Regions from separate parts of the Mus musculus genome. Here region 2 is linked to region 1. Evidence: chromatin loops called from intact Hi-C (ENCODE). Cell type or tissue: left cerebral cortex. All regions are shown on one strand.

The links. Hi-C counts contacts between places; a loop is a spot of excess contacts. Peaks named below come from ENCODE experiments on the same cell type or tissue, not always from the same donor. Only the 100,000 strongest peaks of a DNase experiment are listed, where the experiment ranks them.
Region 2: a loop joins it to region 1, with 4 times the contacts of the local background. A loop is called at or near these places in 3 of 42 quality-filtered maps.

Annotation. Positions count from the first base shown.
Region 1 is chr8:126,836,866-126,844,865 of GRCm38, reverse strand. Gm31718 (a long non-coding RNA gene) reads left to right here. Exons shown (of 8, transcript XR_879375.3): 2 at 1-19; 3 at 3,227-3,320; 4 at 3,613-3,654. Among named protein-coding and RNA genes, the nearest start is that of A630001O12Rik, 8.2 kb to the left of the region's middle. In left cerebral cortex, a CTCF peak has its summit at 4,906; DNase peaks (open chromatin) are centred at 5,090 and 6,326; H3K4me3 peaks cover 303 bases; H3K27ac peaks cover 1,794 bases.
Region 2 is chr8:126,689,624-126,697,623 of GRCm38, reverse strand. No RefSeq gene overlaps it. Among named protein-coding and RNA genes, the nearest start is that of Gm31603, 36 kb to the left of the region's middle. In left cerebral cortex, no CTCF peak of the experiment used is centred here; DNase peaks (open chromatin) are centred at 930, 1,923, 3,031 and 5,135; H3K27ac peaks cover 1,055 bases.

The DNA.
Region 1 (8,000 bases):
CTAGCCGATGAGGGCTCAGGTAAGTGACCCTTAGCTGAAAGGCTTTGTTTGACATGACTCAGCCTTAAAGACAACCCACTTGCCAGTTGCTAAGTGCCAGGTTCCTGTAAACACTAAAGTGCAGGAGCCTTCCTGAGAGAGAGCCCTAGCAATGGTCTGGGAGGTGATGTTTGGGAACATGAGCAGTAATCAGAAAATGTTCCCCGTTTGCTAGGTTTCAACTACCAGTAAACACAACCCTCATGCTCTCGCTTCCCTCCGGTGGCTTAGTTGCTTATGTGTGATTCACAGCTGATTTTCTGATGGGAAGTTTGGTCTGCTGTAATGATGGTGTTTGGGTTCTAAGACACTGGCTTCCACAGACACGACTTTGCCAAGAAGGGAAAGCAACAAGGAGTCTCCATTGGAAGCACCATTGGTCACCCCACTCCCTGAAGGCCATTTTTATTGCAGTTCAATTGTGGTTGCTGGAGGTCCATCTGGGCTGACTTCTTTCTGTTCAGTGGAGACTTTGGGCTTGTCAGCTTTTCCTCAGATAAAGGAGAGACACGAATCCTGCTTCAGGGAAGCATGTCACTTCCTGATTTCCTGTCTCCCTTCACTCCCTCCTTTCTTCTTTCCTTCTTCTCTCTCTTTCTCCCTCCTCCCTCCTTGCTTTCTTCTTCATGTGCATGTGTGCATTCGTATGTTGGTGTGCATACACAGGGCAGAGGACAACTTTGGCTGATTTCTTCAGGTTCTCTCTACCTTTCCCCTCCCCCACTTTGTTGTTGTTGTTGTTGTTGTTGTTGTTGTTGTTAAGATAGCATCCCTCATTGGTTTGGAACTCATCAAATAGGCAAGATGGCCTAGCCAGTATCTGCCTCCTTAGCATTGGGAATGCAAGCATGCCACACTTGGCTTTTCAAATGAAGACTCTGGGAGTCAAACTCAGATCCTTAAATATGCAAGGCAGTTACTTTATCAGTTGAATACCCTCCCTAGCCCCTTGATTTCTCTTGGTGATGATCCAAAACTAATTTGTCATCACCCAGATATCCGATGCTTCTTTCCAATGGACTTGGTTGGTTGTTGAGCTTTTTTTTTTTTAATTTAATTTAATTTTATTATTTTATTATTTTTTTGAAGTGACTTACCACATTAATCACCGTGCTCATGACCAGACTGACCCTGGTTTATGTCCTATCCTGGCCTGGAACTCTCTATGTAGACCACGTTGCCCTTGAACTTATAGAGATCCATTTACTTCTATCTCTTGAGTGCTGGGTGGTAATGATGTATCATCACATCCTTTGAGAAAAGAGCATTTTGGTAGATCAGTTTTGAATGTGGACGTTGAATGTGGTAGATGAGTGAGCCTGCCAAAAGTGCTGTTCCAGGCTGAAGGTGAACACACACACACACACACACACACACACAAACACGAGTCGAGAGGAGGGAAGGATAGCCTTTGGCATAGTCACTCTGTGCTTTCCTGAAATACATGCCTTCCTCTGCCTTTGTTGGCCTGCCTTCTTAGGAAGAAAACTTGTCTTAACCTTAATATGAGCTGTCCCTTCATCACTAGCTGTCTGTGTGACGTAGGGCATGCCATTTACCTGCTTCGAGCTTCAGATTCTCCGTTTGCGAAATGGAGAACTCAATACCCACCTTTCAGGTCAACGTAGGTAGACAGCACATATGTAGTATGCTTGGCTCATAAAAATCTTCTCAGCGAATATCATTAGTTACTCAAGGCCAAACCACAGGGACCTCAGTAATAGCAATAAAAATGGACTCCAGTTATTTAGGGTCTTCTCCAAGCCCTACATTGCAAAGGCTCCAAGAGCTCTCCATGTGTTACATGAGCTGTGATCACCCTCAGTGGACAGAGGACAAGCTTAGCATCCTAAGTCTATCCATCCAGGATCATCACCATATAGCTCTGCATGTGTGGGCTGCCATTGGTCCTGCTTTGCAGGGACACTGGAAGCCGTGGTCCTGCATGAGTGGGACAAGCCAGGTCAGGTAACCAGGACAACATCTGCTTATCACCTTTACTCATACCACAAATACACAGACTGGCCCCTGTGCTGTTATCTGACATCTTTGTGAAGCCTTTACTTGAACACCTGCCAGCAGCTATGTGTCCATCCCCTTATTCGGGAAATAGCATACCCATGAAGCTCATGGTGGAATTCCTGCTAAGAGTCAATGTTCTTATTGGGACAGGTAGGTTGGTAGAGTCAGTCTGTTGAGCGGCATAGGATGGGGGAAGGATCAGGCTCCTTCTTTCCTTGTGATCTGAGGAAAATGCTGTCCATGCAGGATCTCCGCTTGGGTCCCTCACTGGGCCCTCATCTCAATCACTACCTTTCTCAGGAAAATGTCTAACATGAGACTTGAGTTGAGAGCATGTGCCATGGCAGGAACATGCTGCCTTGTGCACATCTGTGGATCAAGACATTAACATGTTATGCTAATAAGATATGAAAAAAATTCATCCTTGGTAGAGTACCAGTGACAGACCAGAGTAACAATTCCCCTGAAGTCCAACTCGATGAAGCAATCAATGAGCAAGGGTGATGGAAGTGTTACTTCTAGGCTCCTGGATGACTCAAAGGAAGCTGTAGCACTAGAAGTCCCATTCCAGTATGTGCAATGATTCCCAGAAGCTCTATCTCTGGAGCTTCCCATACCACTTGAAGGCAGCTTGACTGGTGGGAAAGTCTCTTCTCCCCAGTAAATGTTTCTGCTCATATAGCCTTTGGGAGAAGCATTGTGTATCTTGTAAGTCTTAGGAACTTCATGAGATTTGTGAGTTGTTGTTGTTGTCTTTTTCTTGTTTTTTTTTTTTTTTTTTTTTTTCTGGAGCCTTGAAAGCTTCATTTTACTTTCGGAATCTTAACTCTCCTCTGAGATAGAGTGGCTTGGTTTAGAGAAAACTGCCATACAATAGATGCATTTGAAAGGACATAAAGGAGCCCCACTGTGTGAAGCACCTCTGCAGTGACCCCAAAACAGTTAGGTAGGTCTCCTGTGAGGAAGAAGTCCCCGTGAGGATACAGTGAAGAAGTGAGAGCCTTTAGCAGGCTGTTCCCAGCCAAGATGCCTACTCCCTTGCTGTCAGTCCAGCCCTTAGTGTGTGCCCCCGGGACTCAGAGCTCTCAAGCAGTACTGGAAGGTTACATGCAGGTGGCCACCATTTCTTTCCATCCTAACTTCCTTCTGTGCCTTCATTTTCCAGGTGAGGAAGAGAGAAGAAGAGTGAGGAAGCTGGCTTTAACTCCCTGTGTCAGAGTTCAGCCTCCTACAGGCCTCTTGGAACGTTTGCATTGTAGGTAAGCAGAAGGGTAGTCACCCCCTCTCAACAATAGCCAATGGGTGTCATGACAGGAGAGGCAGGACTCCGGTACACAGGACCACATAAAGGCCCACTGTTCCCATGGAAGGCACACGGATTTGCCTTTGGTTAGACACACCCACTTCCATCCACCCCCGGGTATGGGGTTAGAATGTTCTTCATTGTTAACTCACACACTGTTATTTCCCAAACCTGCCCAGCCCCTCCCAAAAGCTTTGAGTCCTGTTTACCATCTTTGTTTTCTAAAACAATTCATTCTCTTTGTTCAGCTGCCCATCCATCCATCTACGCATGTTAAATATATCTTTGCGGTGAGTTGGACTCCGTCTCTTACTGAATGGCTTTATCTGCTCATGGCAATTTCATACAGTCTCTGGTTCCCCAGACTGAGGGTGCATGCACACACATTTCATTATCTTCCCCCTCTAATTTTGGAATAGATTCCAAAATTTCTCTTCTTTCTGTGTATGTGTTTTCCCCCATGACCTCATGCCTGTAAGACTGTTTGGGACACTGGCTTACAAAATGCTCCCTGTTCTGAAGCCTCCTGATACCCTTGCTTTCTAGAGCAGAGGATGGTGGGGCCAGCAGGATATTCACGCTTGCTCTCTGCTTTTACACCCAACCCCATCTGGGGCCTCATTGGTGCCTATTAGGACAAAGCCTTGGGGTCAAGGTCTTATCCCATAAAAACTATTTATTTATTTTTAATTCATTGAAGTATTTTTTTAGTATATAAAATAATGGATTTCACATGATGACATTTTCATCCATATACTTTGTATTTGTTTCCTTATTATCCTCCCCCATCCTTCCTCCACTACTCACTCATTGTCCCCCTCTCCCTTTCCTCTAAGACTTGCCGCTTTTATGCCATTTATATATGTGAATATAGCTAAATCTAGTTCCATACATGAGAGAAGACATATGACATTTTATCTTTCTTCCCTCATTCCCCTCCCTCACCCCTCTCCCACTCCCTTCCCTTTCCTGACTTCCCTCCCCATCTCCTCTCCCCCACCTCCTCTCCCCCCACCTCCTTTAAGTTCTCCTTTCCCATATAGACCCAGTTCTACCTTCATATTATATATGATTCTTTCTTCAAAGAGTCACATCATATTCATATATATAATGCATATACAAACCAAATGCATATACAAACCAGCTGCAAAAAAAGCTGCCTGAGGGAAACAAAAAACAAAAACCCCAGAAAACTAGAGTCCTTTTACTCCAGAAACAAGTAGACTTTTTGAGACTAGCCACCCAGAAAGCAACCCCCTCTAATACCCACAGCATGCTCTGTGGAAGCAGTCATGCATGTGTGTCCATGTGAGTGCATGTGTAATCGTGCATGTGCATATGTGCATGAACCTGTGTATGCACACATGCATTATGTATGTGTGTGGGTATATGCAGGTGCAATTTAAATAAAAACAGCAGCATTTCTGGTCTGGATCTAGAGTGCTTGGCCAGCCTTGCAATGCTATTTTCACTAGCTCCGTTCTGACAAGGGGGCAGCTGCTACTGTTTGATGTGTGGAGAACACATCTCCTGGGAAGAGACAGGGGGAGCCAGGACACCAGGCTGAGTGGCCTCAGAGCAGGGCGCATGCTCGTCAAGATTCTATTTCAGGATTGTCTGAGACCAGTGTGTGTTCTTGCCACAGAGGAATGCTCCCTTGGAGGGGATGGCTAACCTGGCCAGGCAAGGCAGGAATGCACAGCCTGTGGTGGTGACGCCTCCTCCCAGCAATGTGTCCTGCTTCCTGCTTTGAGTCACATGAACATTTTTATTTTTTGTCTGCCTCCCACTACAGCCTGCATTCTGCCCTGCAGTGTTGTCAGGGTGGGGTGGGGGGTGGGGGTGGGGGGATCTTCTGCGTCTGGAAGCTGTGTTGTAAAACTCAGAGCTGTTTTCAGCATGACTCTGTGACGTGTAAAGATGTTGGGAGGAGGGAGGGACACAGGAAGGGAAAGGAGAGAGGAAGGAGGGCAAAAGGAGAAAGGGAGAGAAGCATCTCACTGACGTCAAAGGAGACCGCATTCTACAGGGTAACATTACTGGTACCTCCACCATCCACCCCTTCTAATTTACTAGAAACTGAACAGCCTGTTCGGAGACCCAGAGCGCTGCTTGCTGCTCTCCCCTCCTCCAACGCCTCCCTGCCTCATGTTCTCCTTTGACCAAAAGAGCCATTAATTGTTGGGAGTTTGAAAGCTACCTGATTCCTTGGTACAGAGGGGATTTCCACGAGTCATAATTCAGTCCCTGCTTGTGAGGACACTGTAGCTGAAGTAAATTGATCCAGCTGATGACAAAGGGCCCCTGGGGACAGAGAGGTCAGCTCTGCAGCTGGGGCAGCTGCTGGGGTTGTCACATGACTGGCTGTGCTTGCTCAGGCTTGCCCCCAGTGCCCTCATGATCTTCCTGCACACACACACACACACACTCACACACCCCATCCCCCAGTCCCTGCATCCCTTGCAATCTCTTCTTTGCCTCTCTAGAAGGCCAGGATTTGCAGCCTGTCTGGCTTCCTGAGGTGAAGGTGATTTTCCAGGAAGTTGCCAGCCTCCTTCTCCACTTGAAATGTGGGATTACTACTGGCAAGATGGCTCAGTCGGTAATGTACTGGCCACACAAGCACGAAGACCTGAGTTCAATCCTCCAGAACTCACATAAAAAACTGTTTGGTGACATGTGCTTGCAAGCCCAGTGCTAGGAAAGTAGAAACAGCTCTCTGGGTCTTGCTGGCCAGTCAACCTAGTAGCTTAATAGGTGAGCGCAGAGCCAGTGAGAGACCCTGTCTCAGAACACAGGATGGATGGCTCCCAAAGAATGATAGCCAAGGTTGATCTTTGACCTCCCCATGCACTGACACACATATGTCAGTGTGACATACACAGGTACATGTACAAATTCAAAACAGAGTGGCTCCCTCCTGGTAGTCCTCTTTGCTGCCCTGACAGGTTCTATGGTGTTTTGCTGAAACCTCTCTCCATTCTGCTATCTGGACATGCAGGACCTGTTCACGAATACGGTCTGGCAACACTAACTTGTAACCTGGAGTTCCAGAAACAGCCGATTCCACTACCCAGATGGTAGAGTTCAAGCCGCTGGCTAGCCAAGGCTGCACAAGTTAATTTTTATCCCAGTAAAAAATAATAAACACCGCATTAGCAACTACATGTTTATCAATTTGCAGTTCATTTCCAGCCAGACCATCTCCCTCCTGTGTGTTTTTACTGCTGGCTGATGATCCGGAGTACGTTTTGTGAAACCATATGTGGCTATTTAAGCCCTGGCCTCCGTTGCATTTATGCGATGTTTTCCACCTTAATTGTATGACGCTATTTGGCTCCTAGTGCTATGGCGTTCGACTAGCGCATCCAAAATGCTAAAGAAACTGCAGTAAAGCCACAGGACTTGCTAGGGGGTCACCTGGCAGCTCAGAGACCTGTGCTGCTGCAGTAAGGATTTTATATTTCCGCTTTTATAAGAAGTCCCAGCAAGCACGTGTTAAATCATCCTCTCTGGGTAGGAATGTGTCTGTTGTGTTTCTTCTCGTTTTATGGTAGGCTGATATCAGAGGAGGTGCTGAGGACAGTTCTCAGGTGGAGTTAGGGATTCTGACCCGGAAGATGCTCCTTCAGAAAGCACTAGTGCATGACTGGGTTCAAGGGTGATCACTGGCCCCACAGCTCAGCCTGGTTTTCTTTTTTTTTCTTTCCAGTGCTTCAGCTGGTTTTATTCTTGGCAGGATTACAGCCCCCATTGACAGTGTCACCTACCCTTTATCATTAGACTGTTGTAGCCAGGGACACCATTTGGCTAGATGAAATGGAACAACGCCTGTGTACAATCATGAAGATACTAAACCCTTCCCCAATCTCTAAGTGCTACTGAATGGAAGTATACATAACAAACTGGTGTTGCCACAGAAACACTAGGGGGATGGTGTGTCCTTTCCATGGCTCTCAAGTGCCTAAGGATGTCTACTCCCGGGGACTGGCTGACTGCCCGGGTCTAGTGGACCCTCACAGGACTCTCTTGATAGGAAGAGCAGCCTTGGCTGGGGCCAGTAGGCAGTGGGTAGAAGGTTGGTGCTTCGTGAAACCCCAAGGATGAGGCAATGTCCCATTTCCCAATGGGTAGTTACGAAAGGACTGTCTTTTTGGGGGCTAGCATGAATATATAAACGTTAAAACATTGTTTCTGTCTGTCTCTGTCTGTCTCTCTCTGTATGTATATATGTATGTATGTATGTATGTATGTATGTATGTATGTGTGTATAAGTACTGCAGCTCCTATGTGGAGGTCAGACAACTTTAGGAGTCAGTTCTTGTCTACTATGTGGGTCTCAGGGACTGAACTCAGGTCTTCTGGTTTGCTGGTTTCTTTACTTACTGAGCCACCTGGGTGGCCCCTGAATGTATAGATTTTTTTTAATGATGTAAGTGACATAGTCAAATTTCTTATCAAATTATTTTATAGGTGTGTTTGGACTTATAGTACAAATATGCTTATTTAAAAACATTGCTTTGGCTTTCGCTTGTTATTCAGGCTCTCCATTGCTCTCTCTCTCTCGCTCTCTCTCTCTCTCTCTCTCTCTCTCTCTCTCTGTGTTGTGTTGGGAACCAAATGCAGGGTCTCCACA
Region 2 (8,000 bases), 150 kb after region 1:
AGGTGTTTCCTAGTCTACTGAATTAGACAGCGAAGGTCAGCCATGACATCTGTCTATTCCCCAGTCACAGCATGTATGACAACTGGTTCTAGACCTGACATCCTCTCTGGGGGACACATGTTGGTGCTCCTGTGAGCCCTGCATACTGCAAGTGCCACCCCTGTGAGCAATCTGAGAAGTATAGAGCTGACTTCAACCTTTCAACCATGGCCAGGCAGCAAAATCACCAAGTCACCACCTAGACAGGTCACGCATACAGCTCACCCAGTGACAGCTATGTCCCTTCTTATTCCAGTTGAGACACCTCAACAGATTCCCTGCTTGAGGCTGGGTAGAGAGCTGCGCCAATTAAATGATTGAAGACCCAGAATTCCAGTTTAAAACAAAAGAAAACAAAACAAAACAAAACAAAACAAAACATTGTGGTAGGCACTTGTGATCCCAGCACTGAAGAGATGAAGACCATAAGATTCTCTGACCATCCAGCATACGTCAAGTAGTGTGTGCCTGGTCAGTGAGAGACCGTGCCTCAAGAAAAGGTAGATAGGGCACAAGGAAGGGCATCCTGAGGTCAGAGGTTGTCCTATGACCTACACGTACACATATACATGTGCACCCATAAACACATGAACACAGAGATATGTACTCTCACACATGCACAGAAAATTTTCTTTGGGGAAAGAAGCGGGAAGGGATGACTCCGTGCATTATACATGGCTGAGTCTTGCTCCAAGTACACTGCTACTATTCAGCTGAAAAGAGCAGATTGGCCATTCCCCAACCCTGGCACTGAGTATAGCATCTGGCACTGGACAAACTGCGTAGGTGAACACAGGGGGGAAAAAAGGAGGGAGGGGCAGAATTTTGTCAAGCCATTGACTCAAGACGTCTTTATCCCCACCCTCCGCCATTCCTCCTTCCCCTCCCCCCAGTGGCCTGTGCTTGTAGCTCAGGCTTAGTGCTCAGACAGACAGAACTGTGTCACTGGAAGAGTCATGCAGAGTGGCCTGCCATTTCCTTCCTCAGACAGAGATAACCCATTTTCAGGTCTCCAAGATTTTAAAGGAAGTCACAGAGGGAACAGCTGCCCTGTAAGCCATGGGGGATGGACAGCGGACCAAGGCTGGGCTCAAATTGGAAACAGTCCTCAGGTCTCAGCATCCAGAGGGCTTCAATGAGGCACAGGCCACCGTGTTTGCTAAAATTGGGCATTTGATAGTTGGCACATAAAGCTTTAACATATTTATGAGTGCCCATGGCACCTCAATACATGTCTATATTGTGTGTTGCTCACATCCAGATATGGGTATTTGTGTCCTCAATCAGGAGACATTTCTTTGGGATGAAAATATCAAGAGTCCTCTCTCCCAGATTTCTTTTTGAAGTATGTTGTATGTTCTCATATTCTATGATTACCACCCCAAGGATTTGTTAATCAGTTGAGTGTGTGTGTGTGTGTGTGTGTGTGTGTGTGTGTGTGTACGTGTGTGTCTCTATGTCAGGTTCCTGCTGGTCTTGACACCTGCTCACCTTCCCATCTCCTCAGGTTCCCAGGGAATTCTGGGTAAGTGCTAGCACACCATCTCAGCTCTCTCTCTCTTAGATCTTAGTGAAGCTGCATTGGGGCACACAGGACTGCCCTGGCGTCTGTGAGCTGATGTGTCTGTAAAGGGGAGCCGGCACCTCTGCTGAGAACTTTGCCAAAGGCCTGAGGTCAGTTAGGAGTATCAGCAAGCAGGACAGACTCACCCACAAGGTGGTTGGCTCATTGCTGGCAAGTAGCAAAATCTCTTCTTCAACGGTGTTCACGGCACCCAGGGAAGGTTCTTTAAAGACAACTAACTGTTCAGCCCACTCCTTCCACCCTGGCAGCCAGGACAGAAAAGGTGAATAAGCCTGTTTATGTTCCTTGTGTGGTACGACGGAGAATCCAGCCCTGTAGAGAAACCATTTCCTGGACCTAGGGGAAGGATCAGAGGGGAAGTATGGTGACCACTAATCATGGTGATTGAGGGACAGGGGAGATTCCCTTCTATGTGTGATACACTAAACCAGCTATGCCACTCCTACCCACACACCAAAGGACACTGCATCTACCACAGAGACACTTGTACATCTGTGTTCACGATTGCTCTATTCATAGTATCCAAGAAATGAAGTCAGCCTAGATGCCCATCAACTGAGGACTGGATAGTGAAAAAGTGGTAAATAAACAATGGAATTTTATTCGGCCACGAAGAACAGTGAAATTATGGAATTTTCAGGGACTTGAGTAGATCTCAAAAATATTACATTTGGCTAAGGGACCCAGACTCAGAGGGTCACATGTTGGTCTTTCATACATGGATCCTAACTGTTAATGTCTGTCTGTGTGTAAATAAGGAGACGAGGAAGTAAACTTTGAAATTAGGCAAGGGTCCACAAAGGGGGAGGGAAGAAGGGGAAGGGCACGTGTCATGGAAGCAGAAAGAAGGGTGCTGGGAGTGGGGGGGGGGGCGCAGAGTGGGAAGAGTATGCGGGAGGGAAAGAGAAACCAAAACAATTTCATTCAGAAAAAAATTCCATAAAAAGGCATAACTCTCTGTATAAAACAAAACCAAAACCAGGTAAAGTGGGGTGGTGTGTGCCTGTAATCCAGCACACAAGAATCTGGGACAAAAGGTTAGGTTATGAGTTGAGGCCAGTCTGGGCTACTTCGTATCAGAGAACCATGTATGAATGTAGCTCAGTTCTAGAACACTTTGCTACCCAGTCTGAGCTACACAGTGGCTCCGTTTCAGAGAATCAGGTACTATAAATATAGGTCAGTGGCAGAGAACACTTTACTACCAGGGCAAGACCCTGCAGCTCTGAATGCCCTTATTTGAACGATAGAGACATTATACATTACCCTTGAAGAGCTAAGGTAAGGTCTACTTGAAATTTTCAAGTCCCGGGATGAAGCACTAGCAGAAAACCACCCAGGCCCTGGGATGTGGCCGAGAACCGCCCCCTCACTGCTGTGGTTTCTTTCCAAGAAGCTCAAAATGCGGCTGAATTAGGACTGTTTGCTTCCGTTCTAGCTGATTCCCAGTGCCAGGTTTACACTAAAGTTCTGGCCTGCAGAACAAAGACATTTCAAACCCAAATTAACCATGCCTCAGTTTGGAAACCCTGTCTGCATCCTGGCAGTGTCTGCCTCTGCCTCCCTAGCCACCTTCCAGTCCCACCCCCAACCTCAATATCCTTACCAGACATTCCGTTTATCCCAATTCTCAATCCTCCCTCTCTCTCTCATATGTGTGTGTGTACATGTGAATGTGTGTGAATTCCTGTGTTTGTGTGCATGTGTACATATAGGTCAGAAGTTGGCTTCTAGGGTGAATTTCTCTCTCTTTTTTTTTTTTTTTTTTTTTTTTTGACACCTTGTCTCACTGAACCCAGAGCTTCCTGATTCTGCTATAGTGTCTGGCCACTGAGCCTGGCTGACTACCTCCCAGTGCTATGGTTTACAGATAGGTAACTTCATATCTGGCTTTTACATGGGTTCTGAGGACCCAAACTCATGTCGTCATGTTTGAGCAGCAAGTACTTTCTCAACTGAGCCTTCTCCCCTTCTCTAGTTGCTCATTGCTATCATCAAAACCCTGACAAAAGCAACTTAGGAAGGAAGGAAGGAAGGAAGGAAGGAAGGAAGGAAGGAAGGAAGGAAGGGTTTGTCTTGGCTCACAGTTTGAGGGGAGGCCTGGCAGCAGGAGCTTGAGGCACCTGCTCACAAGCATCTACATCAGGAAGTGGAGAGAGATGGAAGCAGATTGCTCACTCACTTCCTCCTTTTGACTCTGCCACAGCACACGTCCATTGGGTATCTTAGTCCATTTGTGCTATAAAAGAAATACCCCAAGTGGGCAATTTATATTTCAGATAGGTGAGGAGCCCAAACACTATACAGAGCAATTGCCCATTTCTAAAGTGTTAGCCATGAACACAGAGTGCTGTTATAATAGGGTGGCTGGCAAGTGGTAGTCTTGGATAACGAGTACTAGTCCAGGGTATGAGATCAACCAGGGGAGACTTTCTTCTGTTTCCAGGTATCAAAGGGAACAACATGCTTTTAAGCAAAGCTTGGTGCTGGTGGCTAATCTGCCATGCTCACGTTTCTCAAGCTGAATGTGTCCATTCTGTGACACATAGAGAGGACCATGAGGCAGGTTCTCCTGCTTCTCCTGCTGATCAACATACCCATTTCATCTGCCTAGGAACATCAGTATTCTCTTTAGAATGTACCCCCTCTCATCTATGCACTTAGCTGCCCAGATGGCTTTTCCACCAGTTAGGCCCTCCCTATTCCCGTATTCCCAGAGGTGGAAATTCTTCAGTTTCTCTTGCAGCCATGCCTGCCATCCCTTAGAAGACATATAGGAACCTTAACCAGTGAATGGAAGTTCAACATGGAACCATGCTATGAGGAATCAGTACATTCCCTGGGAGTCTAGGGGCTGTGAAGCAGGTCTAAATGAACACAGAAAAGAGTGGAAATTTGTAGAGAGAAAGCTTACATCAAGACCAAGAGTAGGCATGGGCAGTAAAGGAGAAGAAAGTGGGCATTGCATTGAGGACAATCTGTGTTTCAGCCATTATCCTATTGTTCTTGTCTGTGTTAGGCATTGTGGGTCACTGTAGCAGAAAATGCAGTAGAAACATTGTAGCGGATGAAGGGCTTATGTGTTAGGCATGATGTCACTGTGCCAGACTGCCCAACAGAAACATTGTTGCAAAGGAACGGCTTACTTGGCTCACATTATTGCAGAAAAGATACGGAGAAGCACTGCATCCAGGAGTGGGGAGTGGAGCTGTTCATATCATGGTGGACCAGGAGGCAGAGAGTAGCTAGAACCTTCAAAGGCTTGTTCCTGGTAACCTGTTTCCACCAGCCAGGCCCCACTTCTTAAAGGTCCACAACATTCAAAACAGCACTGTGGGGTATTTCAGATTCAGACCATAGCACTATTCATAGAATTCTGGAGACACCCTCCCTGTCACCTGGCCAGGATTCCCAAACCATATTTCAAAGTATGGCACTAACAGCAGATACTCTCAGATTAGACCCTGCACATCCCAACCATTAAGACTTCCTGCTTTCAGCTGACGTCTGAAGTTGGCGTTCCTCCCTTGTCTGTCCTTGGCTTCCTTTCAAATGTTTTTCTAGCCCTCTGCTCTTCACTGAACAAACTTCTCCCTGCTGGCCAGACTCCTTACTTCTGTCTTTCCTTGGAGTTGGAATACTTTGGTTTCATCATCTCCTTTAGCAGATATTGTAAAATCCTATGGCCACGGGTGTATGCAACACTGTTCCTAAGGAGGTGTGAGCATGACCTCATCCCGAGGTGAACAAATGGCTACCTTTTCTCTCTTTCCACCACACTGCTGTCTCTAAATACCTCATTTAGTTTCTTGGGGCCCTGAGATAGCTTTGTGCACTTGGAGGAGCTGGCCAAGGGAGAATGTAATTGGAAAGATATTTAATTTGGACCTGGTGGGGCATTTCACAGCCTTCTCGGCATATATTGAGCTATTTCCTGATAACTGTTCTGATGGAGTGATGACTTCCAGGAATGCAACTGATTCCACCCTGCTGATCCATTGCCCTGTGGAGACCCAGGCCTCAGGTAATAGCGTAAGTGTGTCCTGTGGTTCCAGCCCCAGAACCATGGAGATATGGGAGCAGGAAGTGCAATGCACCATGTCTGTGGGGCACCTGCATCTGCTTTATGGACTTTTGACAGTTCTCAGAGGTGTTGAACTGAAAGGAAGAGATTGTGTTTTCCCTGATGCCTGGTTAATTCTTCCTACAGAAATCTACCTGGTCACCCAGAAAATGCAATTAGGAATGTAGAGAATAGACTTAGAGAGACAAGGAGAGAGGTGGGGTCTGTGGTTGACTATGATATGGACATATAAAGTGCTCTTTGGATGATTGGACGTAGGATAAGGATGATGATGGTGGTGATGGTGGTGGTGATGGTGATGGTGATAGTGATGATGGTGATGATGGTATGTGTATGTGTCTGCCTCTATATGTGTGTGTACTGATGTATATTATACTGGATATATACACTTAATTCCACAACAATAAAGAAGTCAAAGGAAGCTTGATGGTTTGGGCATCACCGAGGTTGCAGAATTTGGGAGTTTTTCATCCCACCCATCCATGGGCAGGTTTTCCATACATAAAATGCCTAGTTTTAGAAACCTGGGGGTGGGGCTTACTAGTGATGGCATTCAGAGTTATGTCATCTGATGACCCACGTTCTTCTGCCTCAGGTCTGGGTAACAGTGGAAGTGGCATATAGGAGGTTTTCTCAGAACTGTGTGAACAATGTCAGGGGGACACAGGGCAAGATGGATGCCCAAGAAGCAAGCAGTATCTCAAACATGCATTAGCTCCAAGGCCAGCCTACAGGTGGACAGAGGTCACTGGGTGTGGGCAATGTTGGAGACAGTTGCTGAGAGTGGGGCTTCTTTTGAGTTCCAGGATTCTGAACCTTTCCCTTTGGGCAGAGCAATGGGTTGGCTTCAGCTCCAGAGAACTACAAATCTTCCCAAATGTTGGTTTGGCTGTCGGGCTGGAAAATTCTGAGGGTTAAAAATCAAATAAGAATAATAACATTGTGAGTCTCGGGTATAGTTTTTATTTAAATTATGCTCCCAGATGTCTATGAAGTCAATCCAAAACATAATTAATATATATTTTTTTTCTCCACAGAGGACAAGTTTTGATGTAAGACTACTCGAGCATAATGCAACAAGCATATATTTGCCACTCAGAAGCAACACAAAAGATGAAAGATTTTTCCACATGGGCAGTAAATGGCCAGAGTGGACACACAGCTTCTCCAGTAATGGGAGCCCTAAGCCTGGGCATGCACATACTGTCTCACATGAGCATATATACACTGTCTCACATGAGCATGCACACACACACATAAACATGCAACACAGGAACACAATACAACACACACAATCACCTATAAAAAGAATGTGCAAACACATTTTGTATTGCAGTATATTTTTCCATATGAGAATATTAGACACAGGAAAATGAAATAAAGCCTTTCACATTACAAATTAAAACTGATATTTCAATATTCAGCATAGATCCAAAAATCTTTTCACAAGTAACTGGGGGATGAAAGGTGGTTGTGACAGTCAGTTGTTGTCAACTTGACATTAGTGTGGGGCATCTAGGAAGAAGGAACATCATGAGAACATGCCTCCTTTATGCTGGCCTAGAAGCAAGTCTATTGGACATTTTTTTTTTCTAGTTAATAATTTATGCTGGAGGGTCGAGCCCACTGTGGGTGATGCTACTCCTGGACAGATGGTCCTAGGAGGTATTTAAAAGGTAGCTGAACACGAGTCAGGAGAGCAAGCTAGAAAGCCATGTTCCCGTGGCCTCTGCTTCGGTTCTTGAGTCCAGGCCCTTGCCTTATATGCTCTCAATGATCGTCTGTCCTGGACCTGTAAACACATGACCCTTTACCCCTCAAGTTGCTTTCTGACAGAGTGTTTTGTCTCAATAATAGAAAGCAAACTAGGAGAGCGATGTTCTGTGGAAGAGGCCACATCTTGTATATAGACAGAATATACAAACTATCAAAATAGGTTAATTTCTGTGATTGTGGTCTGAATCTTAGTCAACCTGTGCTGCTGCTACATAAAGGGAGCGGTTTGTAAACAAAAGCAATGCACTGATAACCTTTCAGGAGGCTGCACATCCAAGGTCCTAGTCCTGGGGGTTCGGTGTCATAAGGGCAACCTACGGTTGTGTCTGTGTGTGCATGATGGGAAGGGCAAAGATACTCCCTGGGACTTGTTTCATGAGGGCACTAACTGTATTCATGAAAACCATACTCTCAGAAACTGGCCACCTCCTATAGGCTCCACCCCCTCATCTTTGAGATGAGGCTTTGGGAGTCAGGGGGAGGTGGTATTCAACGCAAAGCAAACAAAGACAACAG